2 separate regions of the Homo sapiens genome follow, and region 1 is linked to region 2. The links are chromatin contacts, found by Hi-C or POLR2A ChIA-PET in ENCODE. All regions are on one chromosome and are shown on one strand. Each heading gives the region's core, a stretch centred on a gene start or an enhancer-like site at or near the end of the contact. The rest is flanking DNA. Distances are from core to core; before and after follow the strand shown.

What was found. Hi-C counts contacts between places; a loop is a spot of excess contacts on that map. ChIA-PET counts read pairs that join two places held with the same protein, here RNA polymerase II (POLR2A). Pooled maps may share reads with other maps.
Region 1: a loop to region 2 is called in a pooled map, with 2.2 times the contacts of the local background. The contact joins two enhancer-like sites. A Hi-C loop is called at or near these places in 1 of 168 maps with a recorded cell type or tissue (IMR-90) and 2 of 50 pooled maps. POLR2A ChIA-PET finds 5 or more read pairs at or near these places in 2 of 52 experiments (PC-9 and WTC11).

What each region holds. Positions count from the first base shown.
Region 1 is chr6:11,005,925-11,010,062 of GRCh38, forward strand. All of the region lies in intron 2 of ELOVL2 (ELOVL fatty acid elongase 2), which reads right to left. Among named protein-coding and RNA genes, the nearest start is that of ELOVL2-AS1, 36 kb to the right of the region's middle. Within about 2 kb of position 1,872, at least 3 of the 41 ENCODE cell types and tissues checked have a DNase peak (open chromatin) inside an H3K27ac peak, as active enhancers do.
Region 2 is chr6:11,495,369-11,499,111 of GRCh38, forward strand. All of the region lies in intron 3 of LOC105374928 (a long non-coding RNA gene), which reads left to right. Among named protein-coding and RNA genes, the nearest start is that of TMEM170B, 41 kb to the right of the region's middle. Within about 2 kb of position 1,508, at least 3 of the 41 ENCODE cell types and tissues checked have a DNase peak (open chromatin) inside an H3K27ac peak, as active enhancers do.

The DNA.
Region 1 (4,138 bases), core at 622-3,121, 490 kb before region 2:
GCTTTAGTAACTTTCAAAAGGCTACATCATAGTCGGCAGTACAGTCAGGATTTGAACCAGTCACATCTGCCTCCCAGCCCCATGATACCTTGCAGCTGTCCTCCCATGGAGAAGATCAGAGCAGTCAGAGGAAAGAAGGCATATCGATACTGTATCCTAATTCCTAAAGCCCACACAGCTCCGAATTTGCCTAGTATCAGTAATGGAAGGGGTTTAGAGTTCAGCTGGTTCAGAGAAAGCAATAGGATGACCGTGCAGCAAGCCTGGAGGCTGCAGACAGCAGAGGCAAAGCCTGGGAGCTGTGATTCAGAACTGAGGACCCAGATCTGGCCATGGGACTGGACGTTTACACAGCAGGGAGGCAAGCAGCTGAATACATCAGGGCCCCTTACACTGCAGAGTGAATATTTAAAAGCCTAAATGAAACCCACATGATAGAGCTACAATATAATTAGTAACACCTGAAAATCATTGTAGACACTAAATGATTTGTGTTCTCTATTCTGCTCTTTTTGTTTGTTTAAATAAAGAAAATGATTTGGCCCAGAATTATAAAAATTGCATGCTGCTTTTAACCTCCACAAATGGAGTTGTAGTGAGCTGGTTTCACCAACAGGCAATGGCCTTTTCTTGAATTTTTTGTTTTCTAAGTCCCTTTCTGGTGCATCCTACCCTGTATACCCCAGCCTCTTGTTAAACCACCCGCCCTACAGAGTACCATTTCTACAAGGCAAGTGCCTTCTGAAGCTCTGACTGTCCCATCACTTATTTTATAAATATCTCCCATTGGTGATAGAGATAAAAAGGTTAGAAAGCTCTTCTCAGCATTCATGTGACTAACAGATACCACCTTTCATACAGCAGGCTTGCAATCACCTGTCATAAGTCTGTGCTGTGTGTCACTTCCTAATGTCCATCTCCATATCTGAACCCTACTCATCTTTTAATGCCCAGATAAAGGTCCTGACTTCTGAAGGGAGACATTTCCTACTGTGTTTTCATATTTATAGCTCCTCATATGCATAGCAAGACAATTATTATCATTTTCTAATTCACATATTATTATGGCTATGATACTGTTACTATAACATTTACTGAGCACTTATTCTGTGCCAGGCACTATTCTGAAGGCTTTTACATGTATTAACTTATTTGATTCTCAAAGCAATCCCATTATATAGGTGATAATATCATCCCAGTTTACCCTTAAGAAAAATTGAGCTGTAGAGGCCTAGAAAAGTGAAATGACTTGCACTAAACTGCTACGCTACTTCTTGTTATGGTGTTAGACTGAATTGTGTCCCCCACGAAGATGCCTTCAAGTCCTAACTCCTGGTATCTGTGAATGTGACATTATTTGAAAATAGAGTCTTTGCAGATATAATATAGCTAAGATGAGGTTATACTGGATTAGGGTGGGCCCTAAGCCAATGACTAGTGTCCTTATAAGAAGGAGAGGTCTGAATACAAGGACAAAAGAGAAGACGGCCATGTGAAGAGGGAGGCAGAGATTGGAGTGATGCATCTCCAAGCTAAGGAACACCAGAGATTGCCACCAACCACCAGAAACTACGGGGAGTCATGGTACAGAATCTTCCCTAGAACCTCAGAGGGAACAAGGCTCTGCTGACACCTTGATTTCAGACTGTTGGCCTCCAGAATTGTGAAAGAATACATTTCTGCTATTTAAGCCACCCAGTTTGTGGCACTTTTTATGGCAGCCTAGGAAACAAACACACATGGTTTAGTATTTAATTGATTTCCAGTAGTTTCAGATGTGCTGGCTTTACCTCCCCAACTATAGTACATGCTCCAGGAGACAGCCACTAGGTCTTATATCTCTACTCTGTCTGACTCATACCCACGTAGTGCTGAGTTAAGAGGAAACATTCATTAAATGCATATCCATTGGCACATTGAGTCAAGCACATACTGCAAACTAATATAGCACCTGAGGTTTTTGTTTTCTTTTGTCACAGTGCTGTAAATGTTTGCTACAGTTGTTAAGGATAATCATAGTTGTTTTAGCCAAAAGATAGGAACAAATGCTTGTAATAAACTTTCTTATCTTTGGGACTTGAGAAGTGTTAGCTCTTCCTCTGAGTCAGTATTTGCTCAGAACAATACCCCTTGATGGTACTAACATGGTGTGGGCAAAATCAGAAGAGGCTAGGAGACACCGAGAGGTTTATTCGGTGATGTGCCAGTCAGCATCAGGGTGTGAGACTTTTAGGAAGAAAAAAGGATTCCTGATGGCTTACATGCTAGACACCTTGTCAGTGTGGAGCTCATCTGATTCCACTGTCAACTGTCAATTTTACAATCTCCTTGCTACAAAGGAAAATTCCATAAAATGACCAATGCAGAGTAAACAACTGTAATCCTTTCCTCAATTGATCCCACATCCACATAATTCCAGATCACGCCAATCTTACTGGCAGCAAAGCTCAGTGAACTTGGCGCAGACAAGTTGTTGTTTAACTGTCTAGTCGAAGTGTCAAACAGAAAACCACTGTCACCAACAAATCATACTTCCTCCTGGATCTTGCATGCCTAAGCGAGAGTGCCCCCGGGGCCTGCATGCCTAACTAAGAGAGGGGGCTCCGGGTCCTGCATGCCTAACTAAGGGAGGGGGCTCTGGGTCCTGCATGCCTAAGGGAGGGGTCCCGGGTCCTGCATGCCTAAGGGAGAGGGTCATGCCCTCTACACTGAGCTGTTCTCCTTTCTACCCACTAGAACTGTAAGGGAGAGAACATAGTAAAAGTAGGTTAGAAGATAAAGATATTCTGCCCTGCCTACCCCACAGAGTCATCAGGAGGTTAAATGGAAAAAGCAAAAAAACCTATGTGAAAGGATTTTTTCAAAGCTGTATAGAATCAGTATCATTATATTAAAACTATATAGTCATGCATTTAGAACAGTTAATAGAGCCCATGGAGAAAATGGAGAATGGCCTAAATACTCAAGTGATTGTTTAAAGATCTTGAGAAACAGGAAAACCTCCTCATTCCTTGCTCTCTCACTCCTCCAATAGGGCTGAGGAAATAACTTGTAGAGAACTAAGGACTTTTCACAGTTCTGTGAGCCAATAAGGCTCAAGTAAAATGAAACCTTCTGTCTAGAATTCATTCATTTATTTGGAAAATATACAGTGCTGAATATGTTCCCAGAACTGTAATAAACCCTGGAGATAAATGGTGAGTAAAACAGCCAGGGTTCCTGCCCTTCTGGGAGAAATCGCTGTTGGTAACAATGAAGTATCTGAAGGAAGTAAACAAGGGTTGAAACAGAATGATGAGGGACCACAGCAGACCCCTCTGGATGCCTGAGCCTGCAGATACTCCCAAACCCTGTAGGTACCATGCTTTTTCCTGTACATATACACCTATGGAAAATTTATAAATTAGGCATAGTAAGAGATTATAACAATATACTATAATAAAAGTTATGTGAATGTGGTCATCTCTCTATCTGAAAATATCTTACTGTATTGTGCTCCCCTATTTTTGGACCATGGTTGACCACGGGTAACTGGAACTGCAGAAAGCGAAACTGCTGCTAAGGGGGGACTACTGTACCTTAGAGAGGCAAAGCCCAACTGAAAAGGCAACGTTTAAGCTGACACCTCAAGTGTGACAGGAACTGACTCATCTGGAGGGAGGGGTAGGAGATCCTAGGAAGGAATTCCAGGCTCAGGGAATAGCACGTAAAAGAATTTTACATATTTGCAGAATTAAAAGATGGCTTGAGCAGCTGTATGAAAGCCAGTGAGGACGACGGATACTGACTGAGTTGGAGAGGTTGCTGGGGTTAGACAGCCCAAGGGTGCGCAGTCCATGATAAGAAGTTTGGTTTTTACCTGAGAGCAGTGGGATGACACTGATGAGTTTTAAGCTACAGTGCCATGCAATATGACTTAGGTCTTTAGAATGTCATTCCAGCTGACACTGAATAAATGACTGGAAGGGGCAAGAGTGGAAGAGGGGAGGCCTGTTAGGAGGCCACTGCAGTACAGTAAGCGACTGGTGATGAAGGAAAGATGGAGAGATGTCTAAGCTCATCCTACCTACGGGCCCCGGGCAGAGAAAGCGCACACATCTTTTTTTTTTTTTTTTTTGAGACAGAGTCTCACTCTGTT
Region 2 (3,743 bases), core at 258-2,757:
TTGAGCTGATCACACCTTACTTTCTCCCTCAGTTCTTGTGGTTAATTAGCAAGATGACAGGTCAGCTAGGGTATGGGTGGAGTCAAAGTTGTAGGATACCCTCAGAAAATCAGCTCTTCAGAGTTCAAGCTGCCTCCATCCTTTCTGACATTTGATTTATCCCCTACCAGGCTATGAAGCCTTGACTTTATAGTATAAACCTCTAATCAGATAAGCGGATCACAAAACCATCTTTATTCTCAAGACCACTGCTCTATTGCCCTAACCATCCTTGAGCCATCTCAGGGTAGAGGCATCAGCCTTCAGGAGTTACATAGGCACTGGCAGATCATCATAATAAGGACGGGTTGCCAACCTGCTCAGGTTACAGTGAATGCTGATGGGTAGAGTCTGCTTTGAATTTCTCTGACAAGAGGGAGATACAATGTATTTGGTTCACCCAATTCATTTTAAGGGATTTGGTTCCCAGATTTCCTGCAATCGGAATCATGGCCCATTTTCACAGCCACTAGAGCATTAAATTCGTGTATACAAAATAAAGGACTAGAAAACATGTAAACCTAAAAATGTTTAAGCTAAAATTGTGGTACAGATGTTATCTGAGTCCCATAAATCAGTATTCAGAAATATTGTCTTACTGTCAGAAGCAAACAGCAAACAGAGACTTGCATTAGCTATGTGTCTAGATAATGGCAAAAATTAAGTACAGTATTGTTTAGAAATCATAGGCTGGCAGATCTCTTTTCCTTTTCAGGGTTTAAAGAAAGCATAACCTTCTCTGTTGCATTTAACAAAGGAAAAAAAAGGATTTTCTTGTTTTTTGTGCGTACACCCTGCCTAGGGATGAGTTATTCATCAAAATAAGCTTCCTTGTGTTTTAGAATTTGAGAATTTAGAATACTGAGCATTCTCTAACACATCGCCCTAAACATGCTAGTTTGATTCTGAAGCCTTTTTTCCATTTTGTCAAGTTCACCCTCTGAAAGGGACAGTGAAAAATTAGGGGTTGGCTCCACCTGGTGCTTTGATTAGAAAATTACACCTCCATGTATGAGGGCTGTCAACGGACAGTGTGCCCTCTTGCGCACGGAAACAGTAAAAATACTACATAAATATTACTTAAAAATACTAAAACTACCCCACAAGAGTGACCAGTTAACTCACTTTCCATGCAGGGTGCTAAGGACTATTTTTGTATGGTTGTTTTAGTGTCTGTTGCTATGGAACAAATCATCTTAAAATATAGAAGCTTAAGACAACAAAATCATTTATTATCTCCCACGGTGTCTATGGGCCAGGAATTCAGAAGGAGCTCTGTCGGGTGGTTCTGCCTGGAGGCTTCTTTCACATGAGATCGCAATCAGACAGTACTTGGGGTTATTGTAAAGCCTCATTCGCTCCCGTGTCTGGTGTCTGAGCTGATAAGACTGGACAGGCTGGGGTGGGAGCTTCTCTCTGTCTCTATGTAGTCCCTCTTTAGGGTTTCTCAAGCATAGCCAGACTTGTTTCATGTTGGCTCAGAACATCCAAGGTGGTGTCCCCAGAAAGAGAGCCAGGAGGAAGCCGTGTTGCTTTTTATGATCCAGCCTCAGAGGTCAGGAAATGTCACTTCTGCTGTGTTCTGTTGATAGAGGTAATTGCAAACGTCTACCCAGGTTCAAGGGAAGGGAACATAGCCTCCACCCCTCAATACAGGAATGTCAGTGTCACGTCAGAAGAAGAGCATGTGGGATGGGATATATATTTGTGCATCATCTTTGTAAAAATACAATCAACCACAATTGTTTTATTTAATCATCCTTCACCGTAAATGAAGTTGCTTCGATATATCATTATCCCAATTTTACATTTAAGTGAAAGCAGAAGGAAACATTAAAGATCTTCTTACGCCCTTTCGGTGTCATACTAGAGCATTGCCTAATAAGCTGTCAAAAGTGTCATCTGTACACGATTCTCAGTCTTGGCGCTATTGAAATTTTGGTCTGGGTAATTCTTTGCCGTGGGGGCTGTTCAGGGCGTAATAGGTCATTTAGCAGTATCCCTGGCCCCTGCCCACCAGACACCAGTAGCACACCTTCATCCCTTTAGTTGCGATAGCCACAAATGTCTCCAGACATTGTCAGATATCTCTGGGGTGAGGAGAGGGCAAATGTTCCCCCAGTTGGGAAGTTTTACAGGAAGAAAGTTACTTTGATTATTTGCTATTGATGAAGGTGAGACTCTTGTAAAGTTAATGTTAACTTGTGGAGGATCATTATGTTGCAATTCATTTCTGTCCAGTAGGAAATATAAATCCTACAGATTATAGTTGTGTTGTTTTATAATTTACCAGTTTCAACTTCACTTGCAGTCTTATTCCAGCATTCTTTTTGTTCATTGACTATATATAGTAATTTTTCTTCTCCTTCTTCATTCATTGATAAGTTAAATAAACCTTTGTCACATGTGTGCATACACACACACACACACACACAAACGCACACACACACCAGCTCCTTGGCAGAATGCAGAGTGAGAATTCTCTCCAATATGGGGATATGGAGCTATTATGATCTCCCTTCAAGAAAGAACTTGTAGATTAGCTGTGAGGGTGCAGTTAGGTGATGGCCTTGGTTGCAGTGCCTCTGGTTGCTTAGCCACAGCAGTTGAGCTGAGGCCATGCTTTTCCTAGGCAGACCTTTAACAGCTAATGAGCACAGTGGGCGTGCCAGGGCCTGGCCCTTTCTGTTCATCATGGAACTTCTCCAACAGGCAGCCTTTGCTCTGGAGCTCTCTGTTGGGCTGGCTGAGACTTTTGCAGGACAGCACTGCAGTTTGAGACTCTTCCTAACTAACCCTCCTTCTCCCTCCCCTTTCACAGGTGACAGACCTGCATCTCTAGCCTTTTTGTGCTTCAGGCACAACTCAAAGCTGCCAATAATCATGTTGCCCAATTTGTGAGCTGGAACTGCAGTCTTTTTGTTTTTTTGAGACGGAGTCTGGCTCTTTCGCCCAGGCGGGACTGCAGTGGCGCTATCTTGGCTCACTGCAAGCTCCGCCTCCCGGGTTCACACCATTCTCCTGCCTCAGCCTCCTGAGTAGCTGGGATTACAGGCGCCTGCCACCGCGCCTGGCTAATTTTTTTTTGTATTTTTAGTAGAGATGGGGTTTCTCCGTGTTAGCCAGGATGGTCTCAATCTCCTGACCTCGTGATCCGCCCGCCTCGGCCTCCCAAAGTGCTGGGATTACAGGCGTGAGCCACCACGCCTGGCCTGGAACTGCAGTCTTAAGTGTGGCATGAGTTGCCTTCAGAACCCAAAGAGGCCTACCAGGCACTTCTTTTTTGAGGTATGAGATATAAGATGCAGCAATTTATCGTTTGCTTTGGAGGGAATATTCCAGCATGAACCTAACCACTGGATTCCTTAAATCCTCATTCATCTTTTCCTCTCTGGAGCATGAGTGTTTTACCAAGACCTCCAGCATACTAGCCACCTCTTGCTTCTTCTGGCCAATGAACATGATGTCATTGATGCAGTGGATGGGTTTGATGTTCCGTGGGTTCAGGTGATCTAGATTATTTCAGACTATTATGGCAAAGGGCAGCTGAGTTAAGATAGCTCTGAGGCAAAGCAATAAATGAATATTGGAGTCTGTCCACGTGAATGTGAATTGTTCCTGATCTTTTTTTCTAATATGGATAGAAAAGGCACATTCACCAAATAGACAACCACATGCCACGGGCCTGCGGCCTGTTTAATGTG